2 separate regions of the Mus musculus genome follow, and region 2 is linked to region 1. Evidence: chromatin loops called from intact Hi-C (ENCODE). Cell type or tissue: left cerebral cortex. All regions are shown on one strand.

Evidence for each region. Peaks named below come from ENCODE experiments on the same cell type or tissue, not always from the same donor. Only the 100,000 strongest peaks of a DNase experiment are listed, where the experiment ranks them.
Region 2: a loop joins it to region 1, with 14 times the contacts of the local background. A loop is called at or near these places in 3 of 42 quality-filtered maps.

What each region holds. Positions count from the first base shown.
Region 1 is chr8:127,909,982-127,917,981 of GRCm38, reverse strand. No RefSeq gene overlaps it. Among named protein-coding and RNA genes, the nearest start is that of Gm32590, 110 kb to the right of the region's middle. In left cerebral cortex, no CTCF peak of the experiment used is centred here; DNase peaks (open chromatin) are centred at 2,186, 2,791 and 3,690; H3K27ac peaks cover 2,031 bases.
Region 2 is chr8:128,160,207-128,168,206 of GRCm38, reverse strand. No RefSeq gene overlaps it. Among named protein-coding and RNA genes, the nearest start is that of Mir21c, 110 kb to the left of the region's middle. In left cerebral cortex, no CTCF peak of the experiment used is centred here; DNase peaks (open chromatin) are centred at 1,512, 1,936 and 3,065; H3K27ac peaks cover 439 bases.

The DNA of each region.
Region 1 (8,000 bases):
CAGAATGTTTCCCTTTGGGAACTTCAGTTCATGATCCTCAGTCCCACAAGGCCATTTCTACTTCAGACAACCCTGGGGCTTTCACAGCCTCAGGGAATTGGCTCAGTACTTTGCTGGGCCAGCTTGTTCACAAAACTCAGGGAAATGTTACCTACATCATCTGTGAGTCTGTTAGAGTTGGCCATAAAAAACACAGCTAAAACACTGGATGAAAAGGAAGGTAATATATGTCATAGGGATGGGGACTCTGTGCCTTCTCTGGCCAGTCAGTCCCCAGCTCTTCCAGGCATTCAGCACTTCAAAAACTCAAGTGTTCACATGCAACTCCATTTCCAGCACTACCTGGACTCTTCCCAGAGGGGGCTGAAAATTCCAACTAATGATATGACCTTTCTGGTGACCTGACCCACCTACCCACCTGGAACTGCTGAAGACATTCATTAGCATAAGCTGAGGTGCTGTGCAAAGGGCTCATTATCTTTGACAAAAGGTATGTGTACCACTGCCAAGCCTGAAGGGATCTAAGAATTCTAACAGGAACCAGGGACAAAGACCAGATATGTTTCATACTATTCCACAATCAGAAAGCAAAAGAGTGCTCGTACTGAGAGGCTACATCTTGCTCTTACCTTTTTTATTTTTAAGTTTGTTGTTGTTGTTGTCAATGACAGTGCTTTTTGTAGTCTCCAGCTGCCATACAATTTACTGTGTAGGTACTAATGAAAGAGAACTCTCACGGAAAAGAAACACAAGACATGGTTTGTTCTAGAGCCAAATATGAGTGACCATGGCCTGGGAGCAAAGACTTAGTTTATCTCAACTATGATGTTCTAATGAGGCAGCAATTTCATGAGCTTTTATATTTGCAGAAAAAAAAGAAAGTCATAAGGCAAACTTTTCAAATCGATCAATGAGTATGTCACTTAGGAGAGTTATAGCAATGCAAGGGACACTCTACTCTAAGATGCTAACTAGCAGCACTCTTAGCCCTTTGGTGGGTAGAAACTAAAGGTCTGTTCATTTACCTAATAGTCACCATAGAAAGGTTTGTGTGTACAAAGGAGCAATAAACGTCTATCAAGGGGTTAAAAATGCTTCAAGGTCATTTGAATCTAGACTAGCAAAATTCCAACTTCTCCACATTACTGAAGTTTGAGTCAGTCAATCAACCTTTACAGACACAGCCTCTTTGCAAGAGCTCTTGTGTCCATAAACAAGAGGGGACTTGAACTCCTGGTCCTCTTATATATCTACCTCTTGAATGCTGAGGGCACAAATGCCACACCCAGTTCATGCCCTACTGGGGTTGAACTCCAAGCTTCATGCATGCTAGACAAACATTCAACCAAGTTACGCCCCCAGCCCAGCTTTAGTTTTTTTTTTATTAACATATATCAGCTGAATTTACTGTAGTTGTTTCATACAATTACAAGACTCTGATCAAATCTAATCACACTGTCTATACTTCTCTCAAAACACAATCATTTCTAGTCAATCACTATTTTACCTGTCATTCATCTATGTTTCTTCCTTCCTTCCTTCCGTCCTTCCTTCCTTCCTTCCTTCCTTCCTTCCTTCCTTCCTTCCTTCCTTCCCTCTCTCCTTTCCCCTTCCACATAGGGAGAGAATACATAATACTTGTTCTGTGTGTCCTGCTGGAATAGCTGCAGAATCTAAGGTGTCCCTAGTGAAATGCCCTGGTTGCAGTATTTTCCTAATAATAAAATGTACCTGGAACACATGGCTAGCAATAGAAATGAAGAAAATTTGTTTATAATTTTTTTAAAAAGCACCCCCCTAGGTAGAGGGAGACTAGTGAGCTGACAAGACAGCCATTCCAAAGCTCAGTGCTACTGATCTTTAAAGGTTTTACACAGCAACCATATCTCCTGCATTCTTTGTCCCAGGTTCTGTTTATTACATTGTAGCCCAGGTCATATGGGGTTTCCAGTTTCCCTCTGCCAGCTAGCTTCTCTCATACATTAATCCTGCTGTGCCTCCCCCACGTCTCTCCCTCCCTCTCCCTCTCCCACTCTGTCTCTCTCCTGCCACAGTGTTTATTCTGATCCTAGACCAGTTCCATGTATTTCATTGCAGATGACAGGGTCTCTGTATTCTTTACATGCCACATTCTCTTTTGTTGTCTGTTGATGGATATCTACTCTGGTTTCACATCTTGGCTCTTCTGAGTAGTGCCAGCAATAAACAGGAATGTGCAGCGTGACTTAGATTCTTTTCTGGAGTGCTATAGCTAGATCATATGGGAGTTTTATTTTTAGTCTTAGAGGAATCTCCATAATGATTTCACAGTGACTGTACCAATTTACATTCCTACCAGCAGTATAAGCCCATCAGCATTTGCTAGTTGACATTGTGTGTGTGTGTGTGTGTGTGTGTGTGTGTGTGTGTGTGTGTGTGTGTTAGTGCACATTCATATGCACTAAAGTATGCACAGGTGCTGTGGGACAACCCAGAGGCTGACAACGGGTGTCATTCCTCAGTTCTTTATCTTGTTTATTGAGACAGGGTCTCTCACTGTCCTAGTGCACAGTCAGTAGGCTAAGCTGGCTAAATGACGAGCCTAGGGACCCATTACCTCCCCATCCCTTAAGCTCTGGGGTTACTCGCATGCAACCATGTTTAAATTTTTTCCTTTTTAAAAAATATAAATTCTGGGTGTGGAATTCAGGTCTGCACATTGACAAGGCAAGTGCTTTCCTGCCTGTGCTATCTCCCCACCATAGTCTTTGATTTTTTTTATAACAGAGACTCTTACTGGGATCAGATGGTACCAGCACACACCGGCTGGGAATGCCTCTCAGATACTGCTTCTCAGCTCATGTAACTCTTGAGCCAGTGCTTACCATCAGCTTTCTCTGGTGCTGTGAGCACCGTGTTCACAGCCACTCAGCACAGTCCACTGTGGTGGGAGCTTTGGTAAAAAGCATGTGATCATTCTTGTTATCTTGCTTATGAAAATATTTGCACACCAGGTTTTACTTTATTAATATGTAGGTTTTGTTGTATCAGGAGAGAATTACTTGTGGGAACTAAAGTATGTCTTTTCATAACCTTAAAAAACACTGGGTTTAGGATTCACTTTCTCTATCAGGAAGCAGGACAGATAAAATTCCTCCAGTGTGAGAAGTGATGATGACCAGGCCCTCGGGATCTCACTGCTGGCATGGTCAGTTATGTTGATATCCTTGTCTGGCCAGGGCAAAGAAGGGCACTTTGGACATCTTGCTGTTCCTACTCGCCCATCACCACCATCTCCTTCTTAGAGAAGAAAGTAGCTAAAAGTTCTCTTAAGGTGATGTGGAAAGACAAAATCAAAAGGAACACAAAGCTACTCATATCACCCTAAATTAGACTTTTAAATATGCTATTGATATCAGAGAAATCTTATCTCAGTTTTCTCCTGGAATATGGCAAGGAAGTCATTAATCATTTGATGTTAAATTTATACAGATTGCTGAATAAATGACAAGGGCTAAGACCACAGGCAGTGAAGCAAAGGCAAAAGGAGAAGAGCAGGAAGAAAAGGGGTCATTTCCTCAGCAGGCTACTGGAAGCACGAAGCCAGTAGTCATGTTTATTTCAAGCCTCGCTCCCTGGATTCCTGCCTACCTAAATGGCAAGTAATTTTAAGAGCTTAGAAAATCTTGCCAGACACAAAGATAGAAACATACTGTAGTATCCAGCAGCTTCAAACAGTTGCAAGCTTGTGAGCTTGGGGCAGAAATGAACGTTGCATAACTTCAGGAGTATACCACCAGCTCAGCTGTTATTGTACAGGCAGCCAGGTCAGCTGTCATCAGAACACCATAGAGTATAGACCCAATGGAGAAACAACACCAATTGAAAGGATTGGTCTTCATTAGTGGGACCCAGGGGTGTGACTTTACATGTGTCAGCTCCTGTGGTTGTGTGGTGTCATGGTTTTCCTCCTTTAACACATTGGTACTTACCCTGGTTTAAAAGAGCCAGGGCTCCCACTTTAGAGACCTGGGCCTGCACTTCCACTTATAGTTAGCATAGGAGAGGGAACCAGGACACAGCTGCATCCCAGATAGAATAAAACGTATCAAGCAGAAAAGAAAAGGAGAAACCTATCAGAGGAAAAAAATTCCTTTAAACATGTTATTTTTTAGTCTTTGGATGTGTCTTAGCAGAGTGCTTGCCCAACCTGTGTGAAGTTCCAGGTTGTACGGCCAACACTGCCATTACAGAATGTAGTGGCACATGCCTGTCATCTCAGCATTCTACAGACCAGAAGCTCAAGACCATCTTTAGCAACATGAGGAGTTTGAGGCTAGCCTCGGCTAAAGAGAAAGACCTTGTTTCAAGTGGAGGAAGAGAACCATATTATTTTAAAACATCATTTAATTTTATTAGCCATTTTTATTTGTTGACTTTTGGAGAAAGTGTCTTGCTATATAGTCCAGGCTGGCCTCAAACTCTCAACTCTCCTGCCTCTGTCTTCCAAGTGCAGAGGTAACAGATATTTCCCACTGTACCAGCTTTGGACTTGTTTTTTAATCCTATGCCACCTCATTTAGCCATGATTGTTCAACATTAAAATCCCTGAGCAGCAATCTTGGGGCTGCTTGCCCCTATGATTCTGTTGAGTCCTAGGGTGTTAGTCAGTTCTCCAGCAAATGTTCTATTGAGTGTCTATGTTCTATGGTGAGAACTCTCTAACAGTACATTGAGAATACTGAAGTGGGTGAGATATGGTCCCTTTCCAAAGGCCACATTCTTACCAAGCTCCACATCTCTTTCCAGGTAAGAATTCTTAAATCACCTTCTTGCATCACTCAGGAGCCACTAGGATTGGTTTTTTTGGACAACATGAGACTCTTACAGTCATTTTAGAATGAACATTGAACTTGCTCAGAATCCATCTCTGCATTTATGAACCCTCCCCATGAAACGCCTTCCCTTTTCAGACACAAAGGTATGTTTATTGCTTTGACGGCAAAGCCTCCTTGACTGTCATCTGACCCAGGGATCCACCAACCAATCATTTCATACAACATCTACCATTATATTACCTTTGTGAAGAATTCACAGAAGTCGCCCACAACCTGGCAATTTCAAGCCTAGATTCCCCATTGGCACTCAGTTAGGATGCCCCCATGGAGGCACTATGCCAAATGTAATAAGTGAACTAGCTAAAGTAATTCAGTGTGTGGAGTTCCCACACAGGTCTGATATGTTAAGGAGAGTCACATCTGAGCTGGTCTTACTTGCTATTTAGGGCAGCATTAATTTTTGTGAGTGGCAGCCCACCTTTGTGCATATAAATTGGGTAATTACACTAGTAAATTGGAATTTCTGCATTCAGAAACAGCACCTGTAAATAACAGGAGGACGGGGAAAGAGGCCAATTGAAACGTTGGCCCTTAGTATCTGAAAGCAGCACATTCCAGAGAGCTGAAGACAGAGTTCTGAAGAGAGCATCAGCAATGGCATGGGAGAAGAGACCCAGCCATTGTGCTCAAGCATCGCCTTCTATTTAAAGATAATGATGTGGTCCATGAAAGTCAACACGTGAAAAGTGCAGTTTTTTCTCATCTCATCACAATCCCCAGCCCAGTAACAGTTGTCAGGTGTACTTGGGCTAGTCATAATGTGTTAGACGTTGCCAAACTATTACCTCTGTATCCATGGGGAAGACATTGACAATCGATTGTTTCTGTATCCCTGGAGTCAAAGGAGAAGTGCTGTGCAACAGCATCATCCCCGTCTGTTTTTCTGGGAAGTAAAGGATGGCTACTGGACTTGGCTAGACATTAACTTTTCCCTGTCATCTGAAACTTGGAAAATGCAGCTACTACAATGTATCAGGAGTTAACCACCCTCCCTCCCAAGGCCTCAACTGTACACAAGGGAACTAAAATGATCATGTAAGAATGATCACATGATCCAGGCCACTTGCCCACATATCCCATCTCATCTTAGCAGCTCTGTGAGGTAGGTGCTTCCTATACAGTGGGTCTCTAATATCCCACAGAGGCCAATGTGTGCAGCACTGGGCCCCCAGAGAGGTGCTATTGGGAAGTGATGAAACCTTTGGAGGTCAGGCTTAATGGGAAAAAGTTAGCAGGTTGGAAAAATGTCCTTGAGGTGGACTGTGGGACCCAAGTTCCTCCTCTCCTTTGTGTTGTGGCCACAATATGATGTTATCATCACCACAGGCCTAAGGTCATTAGGACCAAAATGATCACACATGGACTGAAACTGTTCCACTCTGAGTTAAAATCAACCTTTCTGTTTCATGTGGACATGGGGAGAATGTGTTCATGTGGGTGTTTAAACGTGAATGTTTGTGTATGTTCATATGAAAGCCACATACTGACTTTGTTATCTTCCTGGATCACTCTCCACTTCTTTTTTGAAAATAGGCTCTCTCGTTGAATCATCTAGAGCTGACAGATTCAGACAGGCTGGCTGGCCAGCAAGCCATAGAGATCCTTCTGCCTCTGTCTCCTCAGTGCTAGGGTTACTGATACATGCCATATTGCCTGGCTTTGTCTGTGGATGCTGAGCCTCTAATCTCCTCATGCTTGAGTTGTAGGCTCCTTACTGCCTGAACCATCTCTCTAGTCCCCAACCTTTTCTCTTGATAGAGTTACTGTCTCAGGTATTCCTTAGAGTGATAGAAAGCTGACTGATGCAAATTGTTATCATTGCCACTGTATAGAGTAGAAAACTAAGAGTGGCTAAGGAACTTTTCATAGCAGTTACTTTTCTCATTGCTGTAACAAAATACATAAAAAGAAGCAATTTGAGGAAGGACAGGTTTGTTTGGACTTAGGGTTGGAGGGGATACATTCTATCATGGCCCAGAAATCAGGGCAGCAGGTGTATGAGGCTAGCTGCAGGTTACATTCCATAAGCAACCAGAATGTAGAGAATGAAGAGAAGTTGAAGCCAGGCTATAAAACCTCAAGGTCCCAGTGACATACCCTCTCTAGTGAGTTTCCACTTCCTAGAGGTTCCACAATTTAGGAGCCTGTGGGGAACATATTATATTTAAAGCGAAGAACTCATTCAAACTCTTCTAAAGGGTAAATGGCAGAAGACACCAACATTTTGGCAAAGTAGATGGATCAGATCTGAGTGGATGTTTATTTCAGTGGGAGGAGGTGGAAGGAGGCTTAATGTGTAGCCTAAGTACTTCCCTTGTTTGAGGTGGGATGAGAGATGCTATATGGTACTGGGAAAATGTCACATTCTCAAACGGATTGGCACACAAGCTAAGGCTGCAGCCTGGACTAGCTCGCCAGCTCTAAAGCTGCTCACAACATCTTGTAACCATCCCTATATTCTTTTCCAAGAAAACATCCAAAACTTTTACTCAGTAGCCATGAAACTTGAGTCAGTGCAACACCTTTGGTCTTGTTGGATTCAATAGTACATGCTCAGTGTTTCCAAAGCTAGCATAGATAGTACTTACCCAGTCACTGAGGTGCCACAGGATTCAAATACAGTGGAAATGGCTTCACTCACTAAGTTTTTGTTTTTGTTTTTGTTTTTTCAAATCTCATACCATGACTCCAGCCTGCACTATTCTATTTTGTATCAAGGCTCTGTGGGCATTGCTAAAATATAAATTAAATCTGAGATCTTAATAGACTTAACCATAGTATTCTCAAAGACCTCTGCATATGTGCACTTACACACACACACACACACACACACACACACACACACACACAGCGAAGTTTGGTCTAGATTTAGATTATCAGATTTTTCCTAAGAGATAAGCCACAGAAGAAAGTTGTTTTTGACAAGAAAATGAGATCAGACCAGAAGGGTGGCCCGAGCAATTTCTGAGGAACATCAGGGTGGGGGTTGCTGAGGAGAGGTGATGCACTACAGCTAAGACCTTGTAAAGAGAGCAAACCTCTCCTACGTCTCTGTCTCTACATAAGTTTGACAGATGTAGCTTCTACTTTATATGGCCATGTAATGACCCTCATATCTATATG
Region 2 (8,000 bases), 250 kb before region 1:
ATAAACCCTACCTTCTTCCTTCTTTGAGTTGTTTCAGTCAGATGCTTCATCAGTGCACCCATCAAGGAAAGTGACTAATGCTCACACTGACTTCCTCAGGATGGGTAGGGAGTGACTGGCATGCAAATTAAAGTTCAAATGCTATTATCTTAACGCTGGATTCTCCTAAACAGACAAAACTCAGGTACAATTTTCATCTTCCTCATCTCTTTCTTTGGTTTTTTGGTTTTTGGTTTTTTTTTTTTCCTTCTTGGAGATAGGGTCTTACTATCTAGCTCTGTTTGGCCTGGAACCTGTGCCTCCTACCTCAGCCTCCCAGTGTTGGGATTAGATGTGCACCACCATGCCCAGCTTCTCTTTTCTTCAAAGGTACTCCCTGCACCCTCCAAGTCACCCTAGTATGCTGGTAGAGATTCCTTCCCAAAGCAAGCCATTGTTTATTGATGTTAGTTGTACAAGCTCTCAAAAAGGTCCCATGAAGGCACTATGCTCCAGTATAGGGGAAAGCCAGGGCCTGGAAGAGGGAGTGGGCGGGTTGGTGAGCAGGGGAGGGGAAGGGGGGGGGAAGGTTTTCGGGAGGGGAGACCAGGAAAGGGGATAACATTTGAAATGTAAATAAAGAAAATATCTAATAAAAAAGAGAAAAGAAAAAAGAATTTGCAATTTTGAGATGATTAATGAATTGATGGTAGGGATAGCTGAGCCAGATTTAGATTGTTCTACTCAAGTCATAGCAATAATGGTAGCTCACTGATCTGTGCAATATATGCAATGATGGAGACTTGAGTCTCTGTATGATAGTAATTCAAGGGTTGGGAAAATGGCTCAGTAGATAAGGTGCTGACTGTGTAAGCATGGGGATCTGAATTTGATCTTCATGTGCAAAAGCTAGGCATGGGGGTACACACTTAAAATCCCAGGGCTGGGTAAACAGAGCAGAAGAGGCTCTAAGTTCAGCAAAAGACCCTCTCTCAATAAAGAAAGACAGTGCCTGAGGGATAACATCTGAGGTGGCCTTTGGTCCATGCATGTATGCACACATACATCTACAAACACATCCCAACATATGCATATGTTGAATCAGTTTTAAGCGTCTTTATAGATATATTTGTTAGTGAGGATATAAAGCAAAGAAGTGGTGGTAATAAATGAAAAGCATTTTCTAAATGTTGCGAAAAGTATTACAATTGGGCCTCGGCTCTTCAGTTGATGAAGTTGCTAGATCTGCAATCTAAACTAGCAGCAGAATGCCATTAAACCCTAGGCATGGAGTGCACTGGAGTTTACCTCTCTGAAGTGAATGCAGATTACCATTTTAATAATGTGCAGTTTTGTTAAATGTTAATAGTGGCCCTGAGTTCATCCTGGCTCACAATTTCTGAAAGGCAGAAGATTCACCTTGGAATTGAGCATCCATGAGAAAGAATCCATCAAACAAATGCATCCCTCTTCATCTTGGGCTAATTTTATCCCACAGTCCCTGGCTATCTGCAAGCTGCCTAAGTGATTCACGGTGCATTTTCACATTGCTTTTTATTCAAAGAATAAACGTGAATTATCTTGTTTACTGTCACCACAGCTTGGCAATTATTATTAGCTCCATCTTATATTTGGAAAAATAGAAGTTCGAGATCCTTCAAGAGTCACAGTTGAGGAGAGACAAAGAGCAAATCTCATGGGGAATACTCACAGGACTTAGACTTCATAGGTGTTTCAGATAGAGATGCTCCCATCAATGATCATCCAGCTAACCTCATCATTTTGAGGGTGAGGATGGGGATGTCAGGACTGTTCCAGTGTTCTATTTAGCAAACTTAAATACTCTCGGTTTCATTTCCACTTCCTGAGTTTGAGATGAGAATACTTTCAGTAGCTGTTTTCTAATAATAGGACTCTCATAACCGCTAATGGGATTGTGCCAGAGTGGGTGGAAGCCTCAGTGTAATGTCTAGCTAACGTATATGCCAGTCATGCTGAAGAGGGCACTGGGTGGGGGCTGAGCCAGACTACCATCTCTTGTAGGACATTTGTTTGCTTCCTGTAAACGGGCCTCAGGCCTGCTTTTGGATCAGTATCTCTACCTCTAAAATTAGGTGTTGCACTAAATCTTTAACGTTCTTAGAGTCTTACGTGCCACCGTTCTCACTTTCTTTATATAAAATTTTCAAGTGCATAATATACACATATGTCATAGGAATGCAAATTTGCAGACACTATAGAGAGAGGGGGGAAAAAGCAGAAAGTAGAAATGGAAGATTCCAGGGCAGTTGACTATATTTCAAGGTAAGTGTTCTCTAAGGAGAAAAATGATTCCATTCTTCTTAATGTGCTTTTTAGAAGGCGATAGATTCTGGGCACCTGGTATCTTGTCTATTTCCTTTCCGGAGTTTTGAAGTTTGTTCTTTGAAAGTGGTATCAAAGTCTGTCACCTGATGTGGTTGTTAGGTTCATTGTCAACTTGACACAGACTAGAGTCATCTGGGAAGATAGAACTTCAGTTGAGAAAATGGCTCCATAAGATTGGCCTGTAGGCAAGTCTGTGGAACATTTTCTTGATTAATGATTGATATGCAAGGACCCAGCTCATGGTGGGCCATGCCATCCCTAGGAAGTTAGTCTTTAGTTGTATAAAAAAATCAACTTGAGCAAGCCTTAGGAAACAAGTCAGTAAGTGTTTCTCCATGTTCTCTGCTGCAGTTCTTGCTAGAGTGCCTGTCCTAGCTTCTCTTTATAATGGACTGTGATTGAGATGAGTAAGCCAAAAAAAACTCTTCCCTCCCCATGTTTGTTGACCATGGTATCTGTATTGTGGCAGTGAGAAGCAAACTAGAACACCTGGTTATTGTGGTTGCTTTGCTCATGGGAGGACTTAGGATATGTAACTCCATCACACTGAAGAAGGAAAGGGCAGACTTGTTTCTGAATGAAGTTCCCTGAGTTCATCTGCACCGTGGAATGATGACTTGGTTCCACAACACTCATCAGCTATGCTCCTGCCGTCACACATGGAGGAGTATGAGGTTGTGACTCAGTCCTACCACATTCCTCTAGCAAGGGTCCCACGCCATCACAGATGGGGGAGTATGACTCAGTCCTACCACGTTCTTCTGGCAATGATCACAGCATTGCAGATGGAGCTCTGTAAGCCTGACTCTAGAAAAGTGTGAGTCAGGATGAATTATGAGAGTCGGCAGGCCTACAAACACTTTCTTTAATAATTAGCCTAAGGTGAAGGGGGGACTAAACTCACTAAACTCCCATTTCATACCACCCAAACCATGTACTGCTAATATCTGACTGAGCACAGAAATCCATCTTCAGGTGATGCGGCTTAAAACCTCATTTGTAAAGCACAGCCTGAAGGGCTTCCAGCAAAGAGTGAAGGGCTGTAAACACTGCTTTTGGGCTCCATCATCTCTTTGGGGGACACCATAGGTCACTGATCAGAGCCTTACAGCTGTGGTTGAATGCACCTTGGAGAGAGCCCATAGGCAAACACAACATGGGTATATGTTCCCAGAGGGAAAGGAGAGTCCCTCATCATACACACAAACTCTGTGCTTTCCTTATACAGGCTCACAAAAGCCAAAGTGCAGAAAGCATAATGTCTCCATAACCCTTCAATGAGACAAAGTGAGGTCTGTGTCACTGCCTTGGCAGGTTGGTACTCAGATGTAGTAATTGAACTGTGCAGACAAATCCTTATCCATGCCAGTTTAGAAACCTGCTTTATGAAGCTATTGGGAAAAACTCTCAGGAAAAACAGAAACAAGAATCTCCTAGTCTACCTGTCAATGTTTGTTGTGTATCTACAGTCTGGAGGGAGTTACTGTGAGGCACACTGGGAAGAGCTAAGTATGTGGGGTAGTTCCAGCTCTTAGAATCTTCCAGTCTAGCTCAAAAGGCAACATAGCTGAACAGATGATCCTGGGAAGGGCATTGCAAGTAAACAAAAATGATGAGTTGATGGAGCTCAAAGCAGGAACTGTGAAGGGGGTTGTAGAAGTCAAGAGATATTTCTCAGAATTGGGCTGGAGATAATGATCATTTGGCACAGTGCTTGTCTAATGAAGGTGTTCACCCCTAATCCCTGCACTAGGGAGTCAGAAGCAGGAGGAGCACAAGTTCAAAGTCATCCTTCCAACATAGTGAGTTCAAGGATGCTTGAGATCCTGTGTCAAAGACTCAAAGAAGGCAGAGGAAGGGCAGTGGGAAGGTGAAAGGTAGAGAAGGAGAGAGAATGTGGGGGTAAAGGAGGAGTGATGGAGAGTGAGAAGAGGAGGAGAGGGAGAGATGAAGAGCTTTACAGAAAGAGGGAAGAGAAGGAGAAAGAAAGAGAAGGAGAAAGGGAAGGGAAGAAGAGGGGTCAGCCATGGAGCATGTCTTAGGAGGAGCTGAGAGTGTGGCTGTATAGTAGACACTTTGTGTGTGACCTGGAGACTTCTCTACACTCCTGGGCAATGACTCTGTCAACTTATGTCATTTCCCCTGGACTTGTCATGGTTCATTTATTTTTCTTTTTGAAATCCCTGGATTCTACAGAAAAGGTCATCCAGCAAAATCTAAGACTTCATCTACCTAGTGCTTTGTGCCACAGAGCTGAGGTGGAGCCTTCAGAAAAAGTCACTGAAACCATGTACCAGTCAATCAGTGCAAGGATTTGGTCTATCAGGTAGCCTCTAAACTCCAGGGTCAAATGAAAAGAAGCCAGCTCTCAGATGGGCATGGCCTAGCTCTCCATCATACATGCCATCAGACATGGGCTAGTTCAGTGGAGTCAAGCATTGACTCCAGTCTGCATCTGCCTTTCCCCTTTCCTTGAGGAATGTTGAGAACTGGGCACTAAGAACTGAAGTAAACATCAAGATAAACCAATGTTCAACCCACTTGCCTCAGTATAATGTAGAATTCTGGGCTGCAGCTTTGGCTTGTTAATAGGACTGGGCTTAGAAAATCATGGTAAGCATTCTCCCTTCCCTCATTCTCTCTGCTCTTCACCTTCTTATCCCTATTTCCTTCCCTTCTACCCTCTCTTTTCTCAGTTTTCAATATAGCACACAAGGTCAAGGGTTTCATGATGAAAATTTCACACACATATGTCACACACTTTGCCAACCTATTTCCTGTCTGCCTTTATATCAGGTTGATGATCTGTGTGCATAACTATGCACACACACACACACACACACACACACACACAGAGCAAGACAGTCAGAGAGAGACAAAGAGTATATGTGTGAGGAAGAAGATATGAGATTTATCTTTCTGAGTCTGGCTTATTTTTCATCACATATTCTTTCTCCTGTTTTCATTCTTTTGTTCTTTCATTTATTCTTTTCTCTTAGTAGACACTGGTGTTTGTCAGGCCTGCATTACAGTGGGGCTCTCTATATAGAAATGAAATATTGATCCCTTGTCTCTGAGACTCTGCATGCTCTGCTCCCTTCACACCACAGCCATGACCCAGGTCCAGCTCAGGAAAATGCCCAGGGGATTGAAATCCCCTGAATGGCTCTTCAGCTGAAATTTTTCCTACAAAAGCATCTGACGGTTTCAAGAATGAGAAGGGATGGACTTTTCCCAGCAAAGATGAGTACAACCCATAGTGCCAATTTCTCTCTTCCCACCCACAAAGTTGGTCAGCACTGGATCATTTGGGTACCACAGGTATGCAGAAGAGCCTGGGTGGCCAGCAGGCAGTGGCTGGGAGATTCTCATTGCTACCTAGCATGTGTTAGGCTCTCAGACCAAAATAGCAAGAACAGCAGCATGAGAGCCAGGGCTGTGTGGGTCCCAGGCAGAAAATGAGCAATACATCCTGGGTGACAGGGCCAAAAATCATTAGCCTAAACTGAGCAGGAGGTCTGGGGTTCCTGGAAGCTTGTCCTTCATAAAGAGACTATGCATTTTGGTCGCTAAGTCTGGCAGATGTCCTTTAACCAATTTTTAAAAAGCTAACATCACTGATATTTGGACAAGGTGACATCTAAAGACTCCTGATAGGGTTCCTTGGGAAAACCTAAAGTCACTTTTGTGAGATCCTGCCAAAGTCCGTGACCACCTAAGCAGGAAGAAATATCAGAGAAACTGAACAGAAAAACAAACTAGAACACTCCAAAAGGTCAAAGTCAGGAGAGACAGAGTAGAGCAAAAAGATAGTTTCAGACTCAGAGGACTAAAGAGGTATGATGGAAATGAGGTGGATCAGGTCGCTACAAAAGGCATAAAGCCAAGGAAACCCAAGCATGTGCTGTGGAGGAGGAAATGGGATGACATGAAGACTTTGTCCCTTTGACCACTGTCCTAAGGCTAAGAATAAGAATGTACTCTGCTCTCGGGAAACAATGTAGCATGACTGGCAAAGATACCTCTCGCTCAGTCTTGAATGACAGAGGGCGGAAAAATCCATCTGCTAATCATCTATCTACATGTGAATCATCTCTATCTATCTATCTATCTATCTATCTATCTATCTATCTATCTATCTATCTATCTATCTGTCTATCTGTCTATCTGTCTATCTGTCTATCTGTCTATCTGTCTATCCGTCTATCCGTCTATCTATCTATCTATCTATCTATCTATCTATCTATCTATCTATCTATCTATCTATCATCAATCTATCATCTATCTATCTATCTATCTATCTATCTATCTATCATCTATCTATCTATCTATCATCTATCTATCTATCTATCTATCTATCTATCTATCTATCTATCTATCTCTATCATCTATCTAGTTATCTATCATCTATCATCATCTATCATCTCTATCTTTCTTTCTTTCTTTCTTTCTTTCTTTCTTTCTTTCTTTCTTTCTTTCTTTCTTTCTTTCTATCATCTCTCTTTCTCTGCGTACCTAACATCTACCATTCTATCTTCTGTTTACCTACCAACTATCACCTATCTGTATCTACTAAGAAAAAGAATGAAACAACAAATGAGGCAAATTCTAAATAATTGATGTACGAGGTAAACTATACAAAGTGTCTTAGTTCTATTAAAAAAAATTTTTTTTGCCACTACTAGGAATTGAACCTACAGCCTCATGCATTCCAACTAAACACTTCAGATTGTTCCAAGTAAATACTGAGATATATCCCCAGCCAAGTTTGATAGATAGACAGACAGATAGACAGTCTTGCAACCATTCTGGCATTTGAAAAATATTTAAATCTAAAATTAACATTGTTTCTCTAATATTAAAATGCTATTAGTGTTTCTATTAGTGTTAAAATGTTTCTATTAGTGTTTCTATTAGTGTTAAAATGTTAATAGTGTTTCTCTAATATTAAAATATAGAACAAGGGCTGTAGTTACACCAACTTTGTTGGAAATCTAACCTTGTCACAGTACTCAGGAAGTTGAGGCGGGAATATTGTGAGTTCACATCCAGCCTGAGCTACATATGAACATTGCTTCCAGACAAATAAATAAAACTCATTCAGCTTTGGAATGTGGCATTGAGGTTTGAGCAGCCGTCCGTGAGGGGAACTCTCTACTTTTCTTATGTGCTCCTTGTTTACTTGTTTGATGAGATAAAGCAAACAACTGGTTCAACACCAGTTGAGGGTGGATGAGAACGGTATCGTGCTGAGAAGCAGCAGCCAGACTTGGAGATTCCATGATGATTTCTCTCATTTGGAAAACACTATTGAAAACACAAAAGTACTTACAGGGAAATATCATTTGTTGCCAGTGGCCTAGGTGGTTATGGTGTGATCACAAGCTGAGGGAGTGTGTGGGTGAACAATGCAGAATCTCCTCTGTATCCCAATTGAGGGAGAATCGGGGTTCTACACCTCCATTGCTGGTGGGATTGCAAGCTGCTACAACCACTCTGGAAATCAGTTTGGTGGTTCCTCAGGAAACTGGTCATAAAACTACTGGAGCAATACCATTCCTGGGCATATACCCAGAAGATGCTCCAACATGTAATAAGGACACATGCTCCACTATGTTCATAGCAGCCTTATTTGTAATAGCCAGAAGCTGGAA